Regions from separate parts of the Homo sapiens genome. Here region 2 is linked to region 1. Evidence: chromatin contacts called from ENCODE Hi-C data. All regions are on one chromosome and are shown on one strand. The core of a region is the stretch at or near the end of the contact, and the rest is flanking DNA. Distances in the headings are between cores, read along the strand shown. Region 1 holds the start of STOX2 (storkhead box 2). Region 2 holds the start of HELT (helt bHLH transcription factor).

Evidence for each region. A loop is a pair of places that touch in the nucleus more often than their neighbours do. Pooled maps may share reads with other maps.
Region 2: a map of naive thymus-derived CD4-positive, alpha-beta T cell shows a loop between it and region 1 (19-fold over the local background). The contact joins the promoter of HELT here to the promoter of STOX2 in region 1. A Hi-C loop is called at or near these places in 1 of 168 maps with a recorded cell type or tissue (naive thymus-derived CD4-positive, alpha-beta T cell), 9 of 37 single-sample maps with no recorded cell type and 10 of 50 pooled maps.

What each region holds. Positions count from the first base shown.
Region 1 is chr4:183,900,089-183,907,269 of GRCh38, forward strand. STOX2 (storkhead box 2) reads left to right here and starts at 5,219. Exons shown (of 4, transcript NM_020225.3): 1 at 5,219-6,868. The coding sequence starts at 6,703. RefSeq lists enhancers at 4,762-5,471, 5,472-6,179.
Region 2 is chr4:185,016,339-185,023,856 of GRCh38, forward strand. HELT (helt bHLH transcription factor) reads left to right here and starts at 2,152. Exons shown (of 4, transcript NM_001300781.2): 1 at 2,152-2,617; 2 at 3,049-3,153; 3 at 3,409-3,505; 4 at 3,935-4,615. The coding sequence starts at 2,591. The coding sequence ends at 4,434. RefSeq lists enhancers at 1,402-1,982, 1,983-2,561, 2,562-3,141, 3,856-4,783, 4,784-5,710.

The sequences.
Region 1 (7,181 bases), core at 3,969-6,468:
GTTACAACATGGTTTACTGAATATTTTAAGCCCACTGTTGAGACCTGCTGCTCAGAAAAAAAGATTTCTTTCAAAGTATTATTGCTTATTGACAATATACTTCAGTGACAGTGATCACTGAAGAGCTCTGATGGGGATGTACAGGGAGATTAATGCTGTTTTCATGCCTGATAACACAACGTCCTTTTGCAGTAGCCCATGGATTAAGGAGTAATTTTGATTTTCAAGTCTCATTATTTAAGAAATACGTTTCATGAGGCTGTAGCTGCCATAGATCATGATTCCTCTGATGGATCTGAGCAGAATAAATTGGAAACTTTCTGGAAAGGATTCACCATTCTAGATGCCATTAGGAAAATTTGTGATCCATGGGAGGAGGTCAGAATATCAACATTAACAGGAGTTTGGAAGAAGTTTATTCCAACCCACAGGAAAGATTGTGTTCAGATGCTTAGGTCTTTAATGAATGTTCCGTATACTAGAGATACAAGTTCAAAAATTCAAACTGCAAGTTTTCCTTTACTAGAGATGCAAATTGAAAAATCAAAATTTCCTTAAGGTTTTACATTCAATTTATTCTATTTGTAAATTTTGTATTTTTAAGTAAAAAATAAAAACCATAACTCTTGGGGTCTTTGAAAATCATTTGATCAACTTGAATGGAAGACTAAATCCCTTTTACTTAACAATTAGCCCTACTTAGAAACATCTTTAAATACATTCCCTTAAACATTTAAAGTGCATCTATAAATTTCATTTATTTAATTTTTAAAATTTATTACTATTTTTATTGAGGTAAAATACACATAACGTAAAATTTACCATCTTAATCATTTTTAAGTGTATATAGTCCAGTTAAGTTAAATACATATATAACATTATGCATCCATTACGACCATCTATCTCCGTAATTCTTTTCCTTTTGTAAAATGGAAACTCTCTACCAATTAAACAACAACTCAAACAACAACCCCTCCTTTCACCTTTCCTCCAGCCCCTGGCCACCACCATTCTCCTTTGTGTCATTATGATTTTGACTATTCTAAGTACTTTGTATAAGTGGAATTATGCATTATTTTTCTTTCTGTGACTGACTTCTTTCACTTAGCATTCTGTTTTCAAGGTTCATCCCTGTTGTAGCATTGGACAAGATTTCCTCTCTTTAGAATGCTGAATAGATTCCATTATATGTATATATTGCATTTTGCTTATCCACTCATCCCTCAATGGGTACTTGGGTTGCGCCCATGTTTTAACTATTGTGAATAATGTTGCTATGAACATGGGGGTGGTCCAGATATCTCTTCGAGTCCCTGCTTTCACTTCTTTTCGGGTATATCTAGAAGTGGAATTGCTGGATCATATGGTAACTCTATTTTTAAGTTTTTGAGGAGTTGCCATACTGTTTTCCACAGTAGCTGTACCATTTTGCTTGCCTACCAACAGTGCACAAAGGTTCCAGTTTCTCCACATAATTGCCAATGTTTGTTATTTTCTGGTTTTTGGGTATTTTTTTTTTTTTTTTGATAGTAGCCGTCCTAATGGGTGTGAGTTGGTATCTCATTGTAGTTTTGATTTGCATTTCTCTAATGATTACTGATACTGAGTATCTTTTCATGTGCTTACTGGCCATTTGGATATGTTCTTCGCAGAAATCTCTATTCAAGTCCTTTGTCCATTTTTGAATCTAGTTGTTTGTTTTTTTGTTGTTGAGATTTAGGAGTTCTCTGCATACTCTGGATATCAATCCCTTATCAGATATATGCTTTATAAATATTTTCTCCCATTCTGTGGATTGTCTTTTCTCTGTTGACAGTGTCTTCTGATGCACACATTTTAAAAATTTCATGAAGTCAGTTTTTCTGTTTTTTCTTTTGTGGCTTGTGTCTTTGATGTCATATACTTGGTACACTTGATTTTTAAAAAGTAGTTAATATATCTGACGAGGAAGGCTTCAACCCAAATTTTCCCCAGTACTCTATTGGGCCTTTAGTAGTCATCAAATATGTGCCAACCATTGCTAGCCATTGGGGATATAGCTCTGAACAAAACAGAACAATGAGCAACAATGAATAAGACAGAAAATATCCCTCATCCTTATGGAGTTTACATTCTTCTAACTCTAAATTCATTCAACTGTAGCAAAGCTGATAAACTAAAGTTTTAAATGAAGAGGATTTCAAGTCAAAATTTGTATACCTTTCAATTTAAGATTACAAGTCTAAAATCAATTATACATTTGAATTAGAGTCACAAAGCAAATCTGTGTAATTAGTGTCTCTAATCTGTCTGATATGAAAATACCAAATATACACATTTTAAAAGCCCGATTAAATAATACTAATGCTATAAAATCGATTTGCTTTATCATTCATTTAATTCTAACTTTCCTAATATTGAATACTGGCTTACAAAACCGAGCTTGCTTGATGGACAACTCATGACCCAGGTACATGATTGTCTGAGGTAGGTTTAGAGATCTGAAACTGGGCCCAGGGACATAGGGGTTGTATATGACCAGAGTGACTCTTTCCATCATAACACAGATGGACAGACTGAGTCTGATTTTAATAGTGGCTATAGTAACAGGGAACTCCATTTTTCTTCAGATTGGACTGGTTTCACAATACGCTGTTTGCTAGATTTAAGCCTTCCCTTCATAGCACTATTCAGCATTGTCCCCAGTTTGGATGGATAAATTACTACACCACCCATACCTACTTTGCCATCTGATCCGATTCAGCTAACTCAGCCTATGTACCACCTGATTATTCTACATCAGGCTAGTTGGCCACGAACACTGGATCATGTCACCCCTCTGCAAGGTCTGCATTTGGAGGTGGCTGAGTGGAGCTATAGCTCTTCTCCCCAAATGTCCATCAACTCACCTCCCGTCTTTCATATGAACAATTAATATTTTCTCAGTTTAATCAAGTGCGATTCAAACTTACTTCCAGAAAATTCTTAGTCAATCTCTCCCTTCGAACAGATTCCCTCTTCTTCTGTAAAGAAATTCTAAAAATATCATTGCTTCTTTGATCCAAACTCTTCAACGGCTCACACTGCACTTGGAATAGAATATAAAACCTTTACCATGGCCTGCAAGTTCCGGCATGATCTGGCTCTGCATCCTTCCATGACCTCATCACAAACCTCCCTCTTACTGTGCTCCAATTTCAGCCACAGTGGCCTTTTTCCACTTCCTCCAACAGAAAGTCAAGATCCCTTCTACCCCAGGGCCTTTGCACAGACTGTTCCCCCTTTCTGTAACACCATCTCCCCCACTCTTTGCTTGAGTGGCTCCTCATGCTGTAGGTCTCAGCTCAACTGTCATTTCTTAGAGAGATTATTGTTCTTCATAGAACTTAGCACAATTTCTGCATTTATTTGCCTACTGTTTCTCTTCCATACTAGACGGTTTGCTGCAGGGTCATGTGTGGTGTTCTGTTTGCCCAGCACCCATCCCAGGGCTTGCGTATTCTAGACAGTCAGCCATTGTTTGCTGAATGAATGACTATCACAGTTGCCACAGCAGTCACCATTAGCTTTAAGTCATAGCTATTATAATCATTCATATAACCACCTTTGGCTCTTGGGAGGTACTGAGTAATTGTTGAATTGAGATATCTAAATGTCAGTTCTCCTACATTCATTAATACAACTTGTTATTACCTTATGGTCCTTTACACCAGCGGCCCCCAACCTTTTTCACACTGGGGACCAGTTTCGTGGAAGACAGTTGTTCCTTGGACTGGGGTGGGGGTAGGGTTGGAGAGCAGAAGGTTTTGGGATGATTTGAGTGCATTACATTTACTGTGCACTTTATTTCTTTTATTATTACATTGTAATATATAATGAAATAAATATACACTCACCATAATGTGGAATCAGTGGGAGCCCTGAGCTTGTTTTCCTGCAACTAGAGAGTCCCATCTGGAGGTGATGGGAGACAGTGATAGATCATCAGGCATTAGATTCTCATAAGGAGCACGCAACCCAGATCCCTCCAAGCATGGTTCACAATAGGGTTCGTGCTCCTGTGAGAATCTAATGCAGCCACTGATCTGACAGGAGGCTGAACTCAGGAGGTAATGCCAGTAAGCAATGGAGAGCTGTTGTAAATACAGATGAAGCTTCACCACCCACCTCCTGCTGTGCTGCCTGGTTGCTAATGGGCCGAGGACTAGAAGCTGCACGGGGTCCGTAAATATCTGTGGGGTAGGTAAATATCCAAGCAGTCCATGGCCTGGGAATTGGGGATCCCTGCTTTATACAGCTAGCTTTCTATAACTTCTAAAGCTGTAATCTTTCTGTTCTTAGCAGTTCTCTTACAGGAAAGAAGACATTGAACTAAAAGTGCCTTCTATAACTTCTAAAGCTGTAATCTTTCTGTTCTTAGCAGTTCTCTTACAGGAAAGAAGACATTGAACTAGAAGTGCCTTTCCCAATTAAAAATAAAAACCACAGAACATTAGTGAATTGGTTGACAGTAATACATTTTGATTATGTAAATATAAATTCCATAGGCTACTTAGTGATTATTTATTTATTTACCCTGGGTATCCCAAGAGGTAGTACAGTGGCCACAGGTTATAGAGGGCGGTCTTGAGATCTGAATGAGGAGAGCTCTAATTCTAGATTTTATAATGCCTGTGGCTTAACGCCATCCTGCTCTGCCTGGTTCTTCAAGATAGTTGCTACCCCCCTCAAATAATTCAAGCCTTGGAATAGCACAGATTGTGTTAGAACTTCCTGAATCCTAACCAGCTAGAATCCACTGGCTTGTTTTTGCGATATCAGCCTGTTAGAAGCATATCCCTATAAAGATTTAATATCCCTGTCTCTGCATCTTGGCACCTGTGAATATGAAACAACAGCATAAATATGATTTTGAACGTTGCATTGTCACAGATGAAAAAATGCACCAACATGTCAAATGCAGCGCTGAAAAAGGAAATCGGGCTTATTTTTGTCGTTGTTTACTGTACCAAAGCATTTTTGAAAACCCAAATCGAGGAGATAACCGTTTTTGAATGAACGGCAGTGCAAAGCGTGGTCGGGGTTAGCAGCAACGTGGCTGGGCGCCTTTAACTCGGCGTGACCTCCGGGTCCCAGGCCCGCGTCCCGGGCCCAGCGCCCAGGCCCGGGCGGCGCATTGGCCCCTCCTCCCCTCGCGCGCCGCGCGCATTGTTGTCCTTTAGCGATTGGTTGTTGGACCAGAAACAGCTGTGCAGAGCCGTGCCATCTAAAGAGCTGTGGACCTGAATGCAGCGTAGCGGGCTGGCGGTGACTTACACCGGGACTCCAGAGGGAGAGAGGAAGCGCTGCAGGCCACTTGCATTGCGTCTTCCAGGCTGCGTGGACCCGGCGCCCCGGCGTGTGCGGTTGTGGGGGAGCTCGCCGTGGCCTCCCCTCCCTCTGGCTTTAGCTTCCTTTGGGGTTGGCGCAGGTGGGCCAGGCAGCGCACCGCAGATCTCCCCGTTCCCACGAAGGCTGGCTCGCTGTCTCTCTCCGAGCGGGAGGGACCATCCTAAAAATATGTAAATATCCAAGCGCTGGCTCCAGGCTGGGGCAGCTGCCAAGGTCCCCGCGCCGCCGCCGGGTGTTTTACATGAAAATGAGAAGCCTGATGGGAACCGCGTTCTAACTTAAGGCAGCCTGGTGATTAGCATGAGACTGGGCGGCTGTCCTGCTTCCTGCCCTTCAATAGCCGTTCCGCGCGCTCGCGCCGGAGCAGCGCTGCCGCCGCGCGGGGGTCGATCGCAGGCTCGGCGTCCTTGGCAGCCATGGCTCCGGCGCCGCCTCGGCCAGTAAGTAGGAGCATGCATGTGTAGGGGGCACATGCGTGTCGGCGCACCCACCCAGCCATCCACCCGCGCGCACGCACAGCGCCCGGAGCCTCGGCAAGGGGAAGATTGACGAGGCGCTGCAGTCGCGGGGACGACGCGGGCTCTTCCTGGATTCCGCAGGAGCCCGCCCGCCGCAGCTGCTGTCTGCAGAGCCTGCTCGGATCCTGTGCACACGCGCCCCCCGCTCGAGCCTCTGTGATGAAGACTGTCTCCCGGGGACTGCAGCGGAGGCAGAGCCAGCCAGCGCCGGGGACTGCGGGCCGTGCGGCTGATAGGCCCGCGGGGACACGACTCGGACACTGTCATCCCCACGCCTCGCGCTGAGCTGCCCGGCGCGGAGGGTCTGCCGCCGCCCCTCCGGCCTCCCGCACGCCCGATCCCGGGTCAGCCCCGGAGGCCTCGGCTGCCTCATTTGTTTGGGTCTTTTGTGCCGTGGCTCCCAGTTGGCCAAGCACTCCTGCGCTGAATCGGGCCATTGTCTGCGCTCCCATTGCCTTCACGCTGCAAGTCTCGGCGCCCCCACCCCGCCCGCCCCCTCCCCGCCTCCTCCCGGCCGGGGAGCCTCCTAACGTGCCTTTCCCCCCAGGAATCTGGAAGCTATAAGCCGGGCGGATTGCAAATGAAGTGTAATGCATTGTGGGACGTGTGTAAAATCGGAGCCTTCGCCGTGGGGGTGTGGGGGGGCGTGGGGAGGGCCGGACCCGCCGCTGGCGGTGTAGACGCCGACGAGGAGGGGCTGGGAAAATGTGCGCAGAGTCCGCCCGGGTCGTGCCCGCCGTAGACGGATGAAGGAGCGCGCTGCGCCCCGGCGCTGAGGCCCCGAGGATCGGGGCGGCAGGTCGCCCTCCCCACCATGAAGAAGACCCGGAGCACAACCTTGCGGCGAGCCTGGCCTAGCTCGGATTTCTCGGACCGGGCCTCGGACCGCATGAGGTCCCGCAGCGAGAAGGACTACCGCCTGCACAAGCGTTTCCCCGCGGCCTTCGCGCCCCAGGCTTCGCGGGGCTACATGACATCAGGTTGGTTGGTGACCGCGTTTCTGCCCCCGGGCCGGGGCCGCGGGACGTGCTCGGTACGCCGCGGCCCGGGTGCTTGGAGGAGAGGACGGGCAGTGATGGATGCGATAAGTTATGGGGAAAGCAGGAAAAAATTAGCTCCCATCCACCATTTTGTACCTCCCAAGATCCACAGCAGGCCCTCTCAATATGGGGTTGGAGAGCTATTAGTTAGGTAAAACGAGGGAGGGGGGACGAGCCGGGCGTTTTGGCTGCAGGGAGATAAATGACTGCAAGCCCCGGCGCTGCAGCCTCCTCGAGCTTTGTGGAGGATCCT
Region 2 (7,518 bases), core at 902-3,401, 1.1 Mb after region 1:
CCGTGGAAGGTGCCTGCAGCTGGCGGTTAACACCGGCAGTAAGAGGATCAACGCCCGGGCCGCTGGCTTAAAAATGGGAGTGGGAGTGCGAAGTGTGCGCGCTCCTTTTTACCCATTCACGTTAGTTAATTTGGATGATAAGGGTTCGCGTTTAATCTCTTTGTGTGCGAGTGAATATCCTGAAATCGACAACCCCTGAGAGGGCACTCGCGGCTGGCAGAGCAACCTGGGAGGGTGCGGATCGTGTCCAATCTGGCGTGAAGCAGAAAGGAAACATCGTGAGGAGACTAGAGGCAGGACCGAGAGGGACACCCTAGGGGTGCGAGGTGCAGACCGAGCCCTCACATCTCCCAGGCCGCAGCAGGTGGGCCGATGGCTTCCCCGAGGCCTGGCACCCCAGGCCTGGCTCTGCGCCCTGAGGCTCCCAGGTCCCACCAGCTAGAAGAGCGCCGCCTACCCACCCCTGCCAAGGTCTAACGACCCCAAGGGGGGCGCTGGGCCCTGCCATCTCCCTGCAGAACAGAGAGAATTTAGGCAGGGTTAGGGGCAGGCAGAAAAGAAGAAAAATCTGAGAAGCGGTCTCAGCTGTTCCCAGATGGAAAAGATTAGAGAGGTGAGAGTTCGGTGGCTCTAGAAAGGGCCATAAAACAAAAATCATTTTTATCGTTTCAATCTGCAAGAAAGCTCACCCCCCACCCACACCCCACAAGCTCAGAGCCCCCAGAGTATAGGATCCGAGGCAGCAAGTGTGAGCGAGGCCCGTCCTGGGGGAGGTGGCCTCTGGCCGCGGGGCCAGGTTGCCCTCAGAGGCGCAGGCGGCCAAGAGAGTTCCCAGCCGCCGCCGCCCCCCTCCTTCCCCTTGGGCCCGTCCAGCAAATTTCCTCCCTCGTTTCTGTTCGTGCCTTCCCTCCCTCCTCCTCCCCCCGATATTTTCGCTTTCTAAAACCATAAAAAAGAGATCAACTTCCCAAACTTCACAGGGCCCTTTTCAGTGACAAATATTGATGCCCAAAGTGTCTGCGCTCTCCCGCCCCCAAACGTTAAGAAAAGACGCCAGCGAAAGGGAGACATAAAAAGTTAACAATGCTGTGAAAATATGTTTGCAGAAAATAGACAATCGTTGGATTAAACGTATTCAAGTATGAAATAATGCCTTTTTGTGTCAAAACTTGGGCGATGGGCGGGTACAAAAGTTCCCTGTGGCAGCTACTTGCTCCCTTTGTGAGCCGTGCGCTTTGGCGTCTCCACTTGGGCGCATTACTCAGAGCCCTCTAAGCGCGATTGTTTCTCCCTTTCTAATGACATTTACCGGATCAAAACATGCTGTTAATTCGATCAGAAGGCTTCACCCTCCCTGACAAAGCCACAATAATTTCTCCTGAAGTTTGTTAAATTGACCAAAATTAGGCAAATGAATAGGGGTCTGTAGGCGCCCCCTCTCGCAGGTGACGTTGCATAATGCTTGCCTGGGCCAGCTGCATTCCCCCTTTTCTTCTCGGCCCACTCTTCTCCGTGTTGCCCCCCAATCCTCCCACCCGCCCCTTCACACACAAACACACACACACGCCCGCCAGTCTCTCCTCCCCCACCCTCTGGCATTATTAAAATTTAGCCCAATGAAACTATTCATACTTTTCAATGGACATTTTCGTATAGGATAATAGGCTACAAATTGAGCCTCTTCCCCCCGCGAAGAGGGAGCAGGAGGGGTGGGGAGAAAAGAAAGCCAGCGACGTGGTCAGGGAGTAGGGGGGAGCGTCGCGTGCCAAACAGCGGCGGGAGGGGCGAGGCGAGGCGAGGCGGGAGCCTCGTGTGCCAGCCGCAGCCCCACACCTGCCGGGATGTCCGGACAAATAAAGCGGTGTAAACAAAAAGGGGGGAGAAGGACGTGTCACCAAGTCGTGTGAGAAAAGCCTGGGAACAAACGGGGCGCCTCCGTCTCCAAGAGCTCTCCCTTGAACCCGGCGGAACAGCCTATTAAAGGCTTACTTAATTACTTTAATGACTCTGGACAGGCTTTAAAACGCACTCGGCGCTGGGACGGCGGGCTTGCTGGGATTTGTAAACAGGCGATCATGTGAGACTCAGCGGTGGGACTAAAAGAGGCGACACTGTTTTGTGAGGGTCCTCGCCCCCCGGTGCCCGCGGCCGCTGCGCCCCTGCGCTCCGCGCCCGCGACTGCTGCAGGCGCTTGCTCGCCCGCCGGCCCCAGTTTACCGCCTCCTTTTCCCGCCCGAGCTGTTGCCATGCAAATGTTATTCCTGGGCCGATCACGTGTCCTTTGAAGGGCCACGTGGATTAACAAAGCTGATCTGCCCCCAGCTCGCCCCCCTCGGCTGCTAATTTTTTTTTTTTCTTAACTTCTTTAAAACTGATCTTGAATGCATACATCCTCCAAACGCAGCTCCCCTAATCCTATGGAATAATTCAACTCGTGAATGCATCTGGAGCCCTAGATGACCGCTTTATAAGGCAGCCCTCGGAGTTGGGAGGCTGCAGTCTACCTGGGACACTCGAGGAGGCACACGAGGCGGAAAAGTGGACGGGTGCCCCGCGCCACCGCCTCTCCCGAGGGCGCGTACTGACCAGGATGTCAGACAAGCTCAAGGAACGCAAAGTGAGTCGGCTGAGCCCAAATGGCACTTGCGCCCTGGTGGTGGAGGCATCTGACTCACCGACCCGCCACTTGGGTGGACCGATGGCAGGGAAGTGCCCGCACGGGACTTTGAGTGTGGAGGAATCTCGAGTGGTTTGGGAAGGGGGTGGGGTAGAGAGAGGAGGGTGCTCAACCAGGTAGAAGTCCTGCCTGGAGGCTGGCGGCCACCTCCCCAAAGGCCTGGGTAGGGTGGCTGGAAGGGGAGCGCGCCAGCGCGGGCGTCAGAAGGCAGAGCTCACCTGGCCCGAGCGTGGCGGGCCAGGAGTCCCTTCCTAGAGCGAATCTGAGCAGTGTGCGCGGCTGGAGAGGCGGCTTGCACCCAGCTGCTAGAGCCGCGCCTTTGACGACTTCCCGGGCAAAGCCATCCTAAACATACAACCCTCTCTTCGCAGAGAACCCCCGTTTCTCATAAAGTGATAGAAAAGCGGAGGAGGGACAGGATCAACCGCTGCTTGAACGAGCTGGGCAAGACAGTGCCCATGGCCTTGGCGAAGCAGGTAACGTTGGCGACCCGGAGCCGGGTGCCAGGCGTTGGGAGGCCTCTGCGGCCACTCTGCGGAGACGCCCGAGCCCGCGGACACAGAGGACCTCACTTGCGGGCCCCTCCCAGGCGGGGGGCCTGAGCGCAGGGCGAACCTCAGGAGGCTCTGGCGCAGATCCGCAGCCGCGTCCGCTCGCTGGTCCTCTCCAGCGCCACAGTGCCCGACCAGCAGGCGCTGGGCCGCTGCGAGGGGCCCTTCCTCCTTTTGCAGAGTTCCGGGAAGCTGGAGAAGGCGGAGATCCTCGAGATGACCGTTCAGTACCTGAGAGCACTGCACTCCGCTGATTTTCCCCGGGGAAGGGAAAAAGGTGGGCACAGGTTAGGGAATGGGACGCCTGGGCCAGGCGCCTGCGCCACCCAGAGACCCTGGGGCTGGGAGGGGAGTGACTGAGTGTTCCCGAGAGCTCTACTAGAGCTCCACTCTCCAGGAGGGCAGGGGTCCTGCGAAGGCGCCTCTCCCTGCTCGGCGACAGCAAGGCGGCGAGGGAGAACTGGTTCCCAGGGAGGCTGGTTCCACCTCCTTCTCCCGGGTGGGGTGGGTGGGGTCAGGCTCTCAGGGAAAGAGGGCGTTTGCGCGTGCCTCGCCAGTCTCTAAGACTGCGCAGAGGAGAGGGCGGGCCTCAAATGGGAACTTTGGCCAGAAAATGTGGTGGGAGGTGCCCTGCACCCGCTTTGGGCTCGCGTGGGGAAGGGGCACTCAGGGTGTGTCCGTCCTACGGGCTTTCTCGTTCCTCCAGCAGAACTTCTAGCGGAGTTTGCCAACTACTTCCACTATGGCTACCACGAGTGCATGAAGAACCTGGTGCATTACCTCACCACGGTGGAGCGGATGGAGACCAAGGACACGAAGTACGCGCGCATCCTCGCCTTCTTGCAGTCCAAGGCCCGCCTGGGCGCGGAGCCCGCCTTTCCGCCGCTGGGTTCGCTCCCGGAGCCGGATTTCTCCTATCAGCTGCACCCTGCGGGGCCCGAATTCGCTGGTCACAGCCCGGGCGAGGCCGCTGTGTTCCCGCAGGGCTCTGGTGCCGGGCCTTTCCCCTGGCCGCCTGGCGCGGCCCGCAGCCCCGCGCTGCCCTACCTGCCCAGCGCGCCAGTGCCGCTCGCTAGCCCAGCGCAGCAGCACAGCCCCTTCCTGACACCGGTGCAGGGCCTGGACCGGCATTACCTCAACCTGATCGGCCACGCGCACCCCAACGCCCTTAACCTGCACACGCCCCAGCACCCCCCGGTGCTCTGACGCCCACTCGCCCGCCAGATTTCTCCTCGCTTTGGGCGCTTTTAGGAGAAATGCTGTATATATTGTACACATAATGTGTAAATATTGTACCCCAAAAATCTGGGCTGGGGGAGGCAAAGAGCGAATGAGTCTTCTGAAGGATCTCCCCCTGGTAATAAACGTTTTCTGATAAAGACCCAAAGAGAGGGATTTATGTATTACCTTCTGCTCATCCACACCCGTCCCCTCCGCGGTGCCCAGGGCGCAAGGCTGACAGGGTTCAAGGTAACAGCCCTCAGTAACTTGGTGAGGGGCCCGCTGTGGAGTCTGAGGGAGGGGGACGTTAAATGGAGGTTCAGGCAGATATTCTAGGCATCGCTTAAGGGCGGGATTCGCGGCTTCCTGCACCCGCCCCATCTTGAGCATTAGCCTCAGAGAAACAGGGGAGGCGAAGAACACTGCCCTTGGCTCTCAGGAAAATGCAAATTGAAGGACCTGCCCCAAACTGACTTAGGCGGACCGTTGCCAGCTGCGACCCGGGCGCCCGTCCTACCCGGAGCCAAGTGCCCGACGCGCGCGCACCGCACGCCCGCGGGTCTGGAATGCGGCGAAACCCGGGCCAGCGGGGCGCGTGGCTGAGTTTACAGAATTAAAAATCCTCTAAAAAATACCGGAACCAAGTACAGTTCTGAGTTGCGGATTAGAAACAACATCGTTGATGACAACTGCTCAGCGCCAGAGGCTTCCGAGAAGCTGGCGTTGCCTTTTGCGCACAGAGCAGGCCAGCTTCGGGGGCGCTGGGCGTCTCGGCGAGAGGTCGGCACCTGCCGGGTTGGGAGACGCCCCTTCCCCACCCCTTAGGGGATTGTTCCCTACACGCCATCCTTTACCATTCGGACACTGGTGCAGGATGGAGACCCTGGGGTCTCCGTTTAAGTTCTCAGGCTTGGAGAGAAAAGTCCTCCTTATCCTTTCCCCAGTGAGATTTTTTTTTTTATCTCGCCCCACCCAGAACGTGGTGAGGAAAGTTTGGAATCCAGGAGAGACTTGGCTATTGGTCTTTTAAGGGATTGTGATTTTCACTTCCAGGACATCTGTGCCCTACCCACAGCGATGCATCTACAACGGCAAAAGCTAAAATCCTGTTTCTGTAAGACTCAAAGGGCAAAATAGGGCTCCCCGTTGTTTCATGTAAATAGGTAAAATAAACAATGTATCCAACTGGCTAAGTTTGTGTTTGTAGGTATTTAAATTTTTCTTTGAACTTTTGTGCCTCATTAACTTTAATGCCTTTTAAATAAATAATTCGAAATTAGGTAGCACGTTTTCCTCTTTGTTTCCAGAGGCCATTTCGCTGAACTGTGGTGATTTGTCTTCTCTCAGATCGGCTGGAGGACTGTAAATTAACTTATTCTATTTTCTCTGGACAGGGTTTAAGAAAGCTCTGACCTAGACTGTTTGCTGAGGTCATGGAATGGGATGACCTGCAATTTGTAAACCATCAAACTTCATTATGCAGAGACAGGCAAAAAAAAAAAAAAAAAAAAAAAAAAAAAAGCCCTCATTACATTGCCCGTAAAGTGAAACTTACACGTATATGTTTTGCCAGGAGAAAATCTTAAACTTTAGAAAAGGTCTTGCATGTGAGAGGTTCTTGAAATAACTTGTGTATAAAATGTGAGCTCTCTCCTTTCTATGAAGTGATGGAGCATGGAAGTGAGAGTGAGACCAGGCGGCCCTCCCGGATAACAAATATACATTGAGCAATATGGGATAAAAACAAATTATGCAGAAATGGGGAGAATGGGTGGTGCCTATTATGGGAACACATGTCTTACACCCATTTTCATCAGCGCTGGATACAGAATATGAAGAAGGCCTTTCAGAGTTTTCTTCTCTGAGCATTAAGCCAATCTGAATTCCCTTCGGCAGTGAAGCATTAAAGATATAATGTTACCCTGGAAATATAAATTATTAATATATTCAGCATTTTTGTCACTTCTCAACTGTTAACCAAATTAGACAAAACTTTCTTTTGCTAAGTAGATTTTCTCTTTGGGATTAGCTTTGGGAATGCACAGGGCCACCACAGTAAAAACTGCGGTCATTTACATATAATTTTGCAAACTTCCACTGGTCCATGACAGTCTTTGTACCTCAAATGTTGGTGTTCTTGATTTTTTTCTTTTCTCATTTAACTGTGGAGGATAAAACCCTGCTTTGGATTTACAGTGACTTTAGGATAAAAGTCTCCCTCCCCTTTCTCTCTTTGCCCCTTTCTCTCTCTCTCTCTCTCTCTCTCTCTCTCTCTCTCTCTCTCTCTCTCTCCCCCCCCCCTGTGTGTGTGTATGTGTGTATGTTTTGTGTCTTTTTCTGAAACCTTCACCCAAAGTCCCAATTCTCCAGGCTTGGCTAAAAGTCAATCTTGGAATAGTTTGACTTTGCAAAAGATTAAAAATGTCACTACAAAATGGAATGGATTCAAATCTGATTGTGACATGAATGTGTTCTTCTTGCACTGTCTCTGACAATACGTTACCTCCAGCTTCCCAGCTATAGCCCCCGCTCCTGTCTCCCTCTGTCTGAGTCTCTTATGCCCAATCCCTCCACTTTCTTTAAGTAAGTTGTATAGTAATGGTTTCCAAGAGAGGCCCAACCAAACCTAGAAATAACAAAAAACAGTGGGTTTGGCTGGAGGTAACCCATTGTGATGCCTCTGAAAGGGGCAACCTCTTGTTTCTTGGGCTTCATCCTTGAGTGGGCAAGAATAAAAATAATCATCCCCGTGAAATCAAAGGTTTTCTCCAGAAGCTCGAGGAACAAAGCTGATGGCTGGTGCTTGGGGTCGGTCCCTGTGGCCCAGCAGGGCTGGAACTAGTCGCTTCCAGGCACTCCAGCCGCCCTTGCCGAAAGGGCGGTAATACAGAGCTCACTTGTGCTTCCAAGCGTTGTTGAACAAAGACAGCCCCATGTGTCAGTGACAGCCCCTCCAGTCCGGGCTGCTGGATACCAGGAAAGGAAGGTGGAGGAGCTGCCATGGGAAGTGCCTGAGCCCATAGAGGCATGGACTTCTGGGAACCTGGTAGTGAGTGTCTGCATAGAGTA